Linked DNA regions of Homo sapiens: region 1 is linked to region 2. The links are chromatin loops, found by intact Hi-C in ENCODE. Cell type or tissue: endothelial cell of umbilical vein. All regions are shown on one strand.

The links. A loop is a pair of places that touch in the nucleus more often than their neighbours do. Peaks named below come from ENCODE experiments on the same cell type or tissue, not always from the same donor. Only the 100,000 strongest peaks of a DNase experiment are listed, where the experiment ranks them.
Region 1: it touches region 2 in a loop (7-fold over the local background); 8 of 110 quality-filtered maps call a loop at or near these places.

Annotation. Positions count from the first base shown.
Region 1 is chr2:100,976,672-100,980,671 of GRCh38, reverse strand. It overlaps NPAS2 (neuronal PAS domain protein 2), which reads right to left. Exons shown (of 21, transcript NM_002518.4): 15 at 2,873-2,962. NPAS2-AS1 (NPAS2 antisense RNA 1) reads left to right here and starts at 3,511. Exons shown (of 3, transcript NR_110213.1): 1 at 3,511-3,956. In endothelial cell of umbilical vein, no CTCF peak of the experiment used is centred here; a DNase peak (open chromatin) is centred at 1,881; H3K27ac peaks cover 1,528 bases.
Region 2 is chr2:100,877,815-100,881,814 of GRCh38, reverse strand. The region is part of intron 1 of NPAS2 (neuronal PAS domain protein 2); the gene reads right to left. Among named protein-coding and RNA genes, the nearest start is that of NPAS2, 60 kb to the right of the region's middle. In endothelial cell of umbilical vein, no CTCF peak of the experiment used is centred here; DNase peaks (open chromatin) are centred at 954, 2,324 and 3,974; H3K27ac peaks cover 3,977 bases.

The sequences.
Region 1 (4,000 bases), 99 kb before region 2:
TGGCAAAACCCCATCTCCACTAAAAAATACAAAAATTAGCCAGGCGTGGTGGTGGGCACCCGTAATCTCAGCTACTCGGGAGGCTGAGGCAGGAGAATTGCTTGAATCCGGGAGGCAGAGGTTGCAGTGAGCCGAGATTGCACAACTGCACTCCAGCCTGGGCAACAGAGTGAGACCCCGTCTCAAAAAATATATATATAAACAAAAATAACAAAAATTAAAAAAAACCCTGCGCTATCCCAGACTCACAAAAATCCCAGTCAGATTGTGACTAATCAGACCACTCTGTGAGGATTTTGAAAGGGAATTCAACGGAGAAAGCAAACGAGCTATTCCAAGTATTTAACGAAACACAAAAGCTTCTCTGGCAGGTTCTACGAAGTCGGGAAACTCAGCGTTGCCCCTTCCACCTGCAGTGGAGGCGGCTCATCGGTGCCCAGTTGGCTTGGAAAGGGAGTGGCGATGGGCTGGGTTAGGAGGTGGTGGCTGCCTCTCACGTTATTCGGATTTTTTCAAGGCCTCCCAGACACCCCATCATTAGGCCCTCCTTACCTTCTTGATGGTGATGTTTTTGATAAAGAGAGCTACTCTAATTTAAAGACATTTTAGAACCATAGTATGAAGAAAGAGGCTTTTTTGGAAAACCACCAGTTACCCAGATAACCGCTCCTCAGATTTTGGATTTCATTTTTCCCTTCTTTCCCTGAAGGGTGAGGGGAGTGAGAGAAAAATCCCAGAATCTCGTTGTTTCACATGAAGTGGGTATTTCACATGAAGTGGGAAGAACTGTGTGACTTGGAAAGTCAGTATTATGCAGGGATGTCTTAAAGAATATAGTTATTGGCTGGGCGTGGTGGCTCACGCCTGTAATCCCAGCACTTTGGGAGGTTGAGGTGGGCGGATCACCTGAGGTCAGGAATTCAAGACCAGCCTGGCCAACACAGCGAAACCCCGTCTCCACAAAAAATACAAAATTAGCTGGGTGTAGTGGTGCATTCCTGGTAGTGGTGCATTCCTGTAATCCCAGCTACTTGGGAGGCTGAGGCAGAAGAATCGCTGGAACCCAGGAGGTGGAGGTTGCAGTGAGCCAAGATGGTGCCATTGCACTCCAGCCTGGGCAAAAAGAGTGAAACTCCGTCTCAGAAAAAAAAAAAAAAAAAAAAAAAAAATATATATATATATATATATATAGTTATTATTAAATATAGTACACATGACAGACTAAGAAGTTCAATAAATGAAAAATCAGAATTCCAAAAGAGACTGCATCACACCATCGTGTCTTGTAAACACAGACATTCTTCATAATGCAAGACCCAGAAGTTAAAGACATTTTCATTTTATGCCCCTTTGGATTAAAAGGTTACTAATTTCTTACCAAATAGGCCTTGGAAATTTAAAGAGAAAAACAGTATTCAGGTTTTTTTTTCTTTTGGCCTAATGAGGGTGAATATAGGCAGTTTTAATGAGTAGATTCCAGAAGGGTAGCTTTTTTACACCAATCTTCAAGCCTGACTCTGGCAAGCAGCACGCGTTAGCATGTGTCTTACTCCAGGAATGCATGAGAGACCCCCACTAAGAGGGCATATGTTCCGAAATAGTTTTCATCAGTGGTGACAGATGTGTGCCAAGACAGAGAGGGGCACCTGCTGCTGAACTGCCGTCTGGGACGCAGCTCTAGCCTGTGGCCATGGTCTGGGCAGAGCTAAGTCTCCTATGAGGGAACTGAAGTCAGAGCTCAGGCCTGGGCAGGGTTTGTCACTCCCCGTGTTCAGAACTCCCTGCTGAAGCACATCCCTGCTGTCCCCCTGCCAAACCATCTGGCAACCTCCTACCCACCTTTCCGGGGCCAACTCAAGCGTCACCTCCTCCAGGAAGCCACGTCAGACTTCCCTGGGTAGAATATTTCCTTCACGGTTCTATAAAAACGCATGCCCTGCCACGGCGGCGTCTCTGTTTACATGCCTGTCTCTCCCTTTAGTTCTGAGAACTAAAAGCAAGGGCTGACTTACATCTTTACATCCCTAACACCTCGCTCACTGACTGACCCAAATAGTAACTCACCGAATGTTGTTGAAACAAGGATGGAATTACTCAGCAAAGCCGTAATCCTTTTCTTTTCTTTCTTTCTTTCTTTCTTTCTTTTTTTTTAAACAAATGTGATATTTATAGTGCTGGACTCACGGCTTTTAGATCCTTTCAGTCTTTCTATGACATGCAGCCCAATTCAGACCTTTTCTAAAATACCATGGCCAATTTGGAGTCGTAAAGAACAAGAGGAATGTGGAAAAGTGGCAAAGAGGTGAACAGAGACTGTTAAAAGAATTAAAAAAACAGACTCTGGACTTCTGCAGCAACTTGGATGGAGCTGGAGGTCATTATTCTAAATGAAGCAACTCAGAAATGGAAAACCAAATATCGTATGTTTTCACTTCTAAGTGGGAGCTAAACTATGAGGTCACAAAGGCATAAGAATGAAATGATGGACTTTGGGACTGGTGGGGCAAGGGTGGGGGGATGTGAGGCATAAAGGACTACATATTGGGTACAGTGTACACTGCTCGGGTGACAGGTACACAAATCTCAGAAATCACCCCTAAAGAACTTATCCATACAATCAAACACCACCTGTTCCCTCAAAACTACTGAAATTTAAAAAAAGAAAACCCCAGACACTGGAAAAAAGAACTTGGAGACGAGAGGGTGGGTGTGGGGGGAACCTCATGGCTCGACACAGGCCACACACACATTGGGAGGGACATTCCCCCACGTCAGGGCCTTGGTTGGGACCTAAGTGTACAAGACCATCAGCGCAGCACACTGCGGACTTCTGGCTTGAGAGGGGCTGCCCTTTCCTGGGTCCCAGACTCACCTGTGCCATGGGAGCGGGCGTGCTCTGCAGAACGGTCTGAGGCAGGAGCTGCTGTGTGAGGTCGCAGGACGATGGGGAAGGCAGAGGGGCCTGTGGGAGAGAAAGGGGCTTTGTTACCACTGCTTCTGCCATTCCAGGGGACAGGGATGTGGTCTCTTGGTCCGGTGGGTTCTCTGCGTTCCGCACTGGGGTGAACAGCTCCAAGTCAAGAGTTCTAGAAAGTATAGGTGTCTGTTCCCTGGCTGCACTGCTTCCTACGCAGGGCACAAGGGCAGAGCCCCTGCACAACTGGTGCAGGCTTCCACCCCACCACAGTGTGCTCTGCCAGGCTGCTGCTACCTGCCCAAGCCTGGTAGCTCAGCTCTACTTCCCTTCCCTTGCCTGCTGTCCTGGACTCCGCCCTGGGTGGATTTGGTTGCTCTCCTCCCAAATGGATTAATTCTTAGCGGTGTCATCAAGCAGGACGACGTGCGTGGACTGCTACCATGAGCTGCTGTGCGTCCGTATCTTTTCTGCTCAGCGCTAATGCAGATGGACAGACACGCCATGCATGTTTGTCCATGAACTCATCCAGGCAGTGAGGACTGGGGCAGTTTCACCAGCCTCTGCCCAGAACCTTTTAAGAGACTCCTGGGAAGTGAGCTGAGTCACATCTGCGCTCCCTGATCACTCGGGTGGGTGGGGGAGACAATGTATAGTAACAAGAAATGAAACACTCTGCTTCACGGGCTAGTGGTTTTCTAGTGGTTTTTTTTTTTTTTAAAGAACAGTGAAAGGACTCGTCTGAAGTTATTCCGACACGGCCCCTAGTTGCTAGGGCCTATATAAAAAAGCAGCTCAAATGGAAAGTGTCACCCAGGACAGCATTGGGAGGAAATGACACCAGGAGACCTTGTTTCAGTGAGAAATCCCAGGCACAGGGCTGATCCAGAAGCTGGTCTGGGTTCTGTTTCCCTGCGCAGCTGGGAGGAGACAGAAGCACTCTGGGCCTCCGTTGTTGGCAAAGTGAGTCACACTGGACAGGAGAGTCTGGAAGAATGGCAGGCACAGCTTGCAAGCGCATCTGGAGGTGGCTGGAGAGAAAGTAAGTGGTCTTTGCCACATTCTACTTGAAAATAAAACGCATCG
Region 2 (4,000 bases):
CTCTGCGCCTGGACTTCCTCCCCTGTCAAACAGCTGAACAAACCAGCGATTGTTCAGAAGATAAAATGAGGAAAAGCACCTCGAAGTGTCTTGTAAATAAAGATCGACAGCAGCACTTTTTTTTTTTTTGAGATGAAGTCTCACTCTGTGGCCCAGGCTGGAGTGCAGTGCTGTGATCTCAGCTCACCGCAACCTCCGCCTCCTGGGTTCAAGTGATTCTCCTGCCTCAGCCTTCCGAGTAGCTGGGATTACAGGCACCTGCCACCACGCCTGACTAATTTTTGTATTTTTACTAGAGATGGGGTTTCGCCACGTTGGCCAGCCTGGTCTCAAACTCCTGGCCTCAAGTGATCTGCCTGCCTTGGCCTCCCAAAGTGCTGGGAGCACAGGGGTGAGCCCCCATGCCCCGGCCCAGCAGCACTTCTGAAACTCAGATGGGCACACAGGTCCCCTGGGATCTTGCTAAAGTATGGATTCTGACTGGGCGGGGGTGGGGAGGGGAGACGCTGCATTCCCAGCCAGCTTCCAGGTGAGGCGGATGCTGTGGGTACACCACTCACACTGAACAGTGATGATCCTAGGCTCGCAGGCACCACAGTCATTAAAACAGAAATCCCTGTTGGGGCCGAGGTAGGATGGGAGGGACACAAAAGGTCATCTGTTTCCACCTAAAGCTAAGACACCAGGGGCCTTTGTCCGGATGCCCAGTCCACACCTTAGGCCAACAGCGTCAGCATCCCTGGGGTGGGGCCCAAGTGTGGCTTTCTTGTGCCACCAAGTGAATCCCACGTGTCCTCGGGGTGAGAACTGCTGCTCTCGGGGTTGAGTGCAGCACCCGACAGGCACTCTACAGTCCCCTGCACTTGCTGCTTTCTTGGGCGGCCTCTTCAATTTCCTACTAGTTGTATTTATGAGTCAGTTTTTCCTGCTGAGCAAAAATACTGCTCTCCCTCCTCCCTGCTGTGCTCCTGGAGCTTCTACTCATTTCCTCTTGCCATATGTCCAGGGGTCACACAGAATGACAGCCCTCAGATTATTGTTTAAATTGAGGTAAAATTCACATAACATAGAATTAACCATTTAAAAATGTACAATTCAGTGGTGTTCACTGCATTCATAATGTTGTGCAACTACCACCTTTCTCTGGATTCAAAACCTTCTTATTTCCTCAGAGAAACAGCCTGTACCCACTGAGCTATGCTCTCACTCCCACCTCCCCCAATTCCCTGTCTCAAGGGATTTTCTTTTTCTGGATATTCACAGAGAGGGACTATACAACCTTTTGCCATGGCGTCTTTCATTTAGCATAATGCTTTCGAGGTCCCTCCACATTCGGGCATATTTCAGAATTTGCTTCCTCTTTAAGACTGAATAATATTCCTATATATATACATATGGTACCACATTTTCTTCATTCATCCACTGATGGGTGCTTGGGTCGCTTCCATATTTTGGCTATTATGAATAACGCTGCTGTGAACATTGTTCATAAGTTAACATAAGTTTCTGCAGGGACATATGTTTTCATTTCTCTTGGGTATAGACCAAGGAGTGGAACTGCTGGGTCATATGGTAATTCTATGTTTTAACGGTTTGAGGAGCCACCAAACTGTTTTCCACAGCGGCTGCACCAGTTTACATTCCTACCAGCCATGTATGAGTGTTCCAATCTCTCCATATGCTCACCAACACTTGTTATTTTCTATTTCAAAAGAATTCTTTTAAATTAAAGCCATCCGAGGGATGCAGTTGGCCTTCAGATATTGGAGCAGAGTGATCTTGTCCCCCCCAGAGGTCCCCCATTTCAGGCCAAATATCTTCAGTTGCTCCCCACTTCTTGACTGTCAAAGACACCCTGAAATGTGGTTTTCAGAAGTGGGCCCGGTGTCCCTGTGTGGAGGGACCAGCCCTCAGCCGTGCAGGCCACCAGTGGCCAACCCCAGAGCTGACTCTCCTGACCACTGATTCGGAGCCTCTCTCCTTGAGTGGCTGCTAGGACACATCTTGTCCCTTGTTGATGGTTGTTTTTTAACCTAAAAAAGTGAAATCCTTTTGCAAAGAACACAGCACCATATCCAGTGTGAAGCACGATATTAAGAAAGGCCTGGCCACAGTGAGCACTGTCTCTAAAAAGGGAATCAGGAGGTCCTGCCATTTCCCACAACATGGTCGGGCCTGGAGGACATTATGCTAAGCAAAGTAAGTCAGACACAGAAAGAAAAATACTGCATGATCTCACTTACATGCGGAATTAAAAAAACAGAGATAAGAGAAGAAAATAGTGGTTACCAGGGGTTTGGGACGGATGGAAGGAAGGGAGAGAGAAAAGGAGGAAGTAGAGTTCAAAGGATACAAAGTAGCAGGTGAGGGGGGGTCAGCAAGGCTAGAGTAACATGAGGATTGTAGTTAATAACATTGTAGTGCATTAGGAACTGTTGTTAAATAAGTATATTTTTAGCTCCTCTTGTCACACAAAAAAGTAACTGTAACATGATGGATATGTTAACTTGCTTCACTATAGTAACCCGTTTCCTGTCTATACATATCCCGTAATACGTTGTAAACCCTAAATACAATAACATTTATCTTAAAATATAATTATCAATGAAGCAAATGATTCATGTTTAGCAACATGTGCCCTGGAGATCTATTGCACCTTCATGAAAATATTTAGAAGGCTTTTTTTTTTTTTCTTTTTTTTTGAGACAGAGTCTCGCTCTGTCGCCCAGGCTGGAACACAGTGGTGCGATCTCCGCTCACTGCAACCTCCCAGGTTCAAGTGATTCTCCTGCCTCAGCCTACCAAGTAGCTGAGATTACATTGTATGCCACCATGCCTGGCTAATTTTTGTATTTTTAGTAGAGATGGGGGTTTCACCATGTTGGCGAGGCTGGTCTTGAACTCCTGACCTCAAGTGATCCACCCGCCTCAGCCTCCCAAAGTGCTGGGATTACAGGCATGAACCACCGTGCCTGGCCAGAAGGCATTTTCTTTTAAATAATTTACAGTGTCTTTAAAAAAATTAGCGGTGAACGTTTAAAACCCAGGTTATATTATTTGGACTCAGATGAATTTCAAACAAGTAAACATCTCTCCCTTATAGTTGGGTATCAGTGAGAATCTACAAAATCAATGCCACCAAAATTAGAAAACTTTTTTTGAAACAAAACCGCAAAGTTACCTTGATTCTGTTAGCAGATAGCTGAAAGTGTATATTCTTACTGAACTTAATGTACCACACACGGCCATTTCAGTTGACGGTTAAAACCAGGTGTTCCTTTAGAAGAACAAACAAAGTAGCCAAATCTCTCCATGCCTTTTCTTCTTGCTTCAATGTCACAGAGGGAGCTATTCTCCAGCTTGTTGCTGTGGGTCTTTCTCATGTCCTTGTCCAACGCTGGAAAGAGGAACTGCTGGTTTTCCAGGTCCTCAGCTGCTTCCAAAGAAGGACATTCCGTTGTGGGTGACAGTCTCCTCCTGGCCTGCAGAGCCCTTGCTTAGGCAGAAATGTCAGGGAATGCTGCTTGCCTCACTCCTGGCTCCCTCCCGAGCTCCTCGGACAGTCCTCTATATTTTTTTGCCTTCTGCCCAGCTTTCCCTAGCATCTGGAGCCAGGGCCACTGCTCCTTGCACGGCCACACGCACTGACCTGGTCCCTGGAGGCTGTCTTCTGTCACAGGCTGCTTGTCTCAGCTGCTGCCAAACAACCTTCCGTGGACATAGGGGAATGCTGACTCGTCACCACTTTTTGCAATCACGGCAGGTCCACGGGGCCTACAAAGAACAGCACTCTGGTATTAGCTATACCACACGTAACTGATAAATTCTGCAGGCCCCAGACTATAAGTTTCCAGCACTTTTTATGTAGTGTTTCAGCCATGTTTACTGTTTGATAATTTCATTTTACTTGGTCCCTGGTATTGTACAAGAGAAGGTCCTTGGCATTCTTACAAGGCAGTATGTGAAATGAAATAAAAAGGATGCACCGGCTGAAGACACG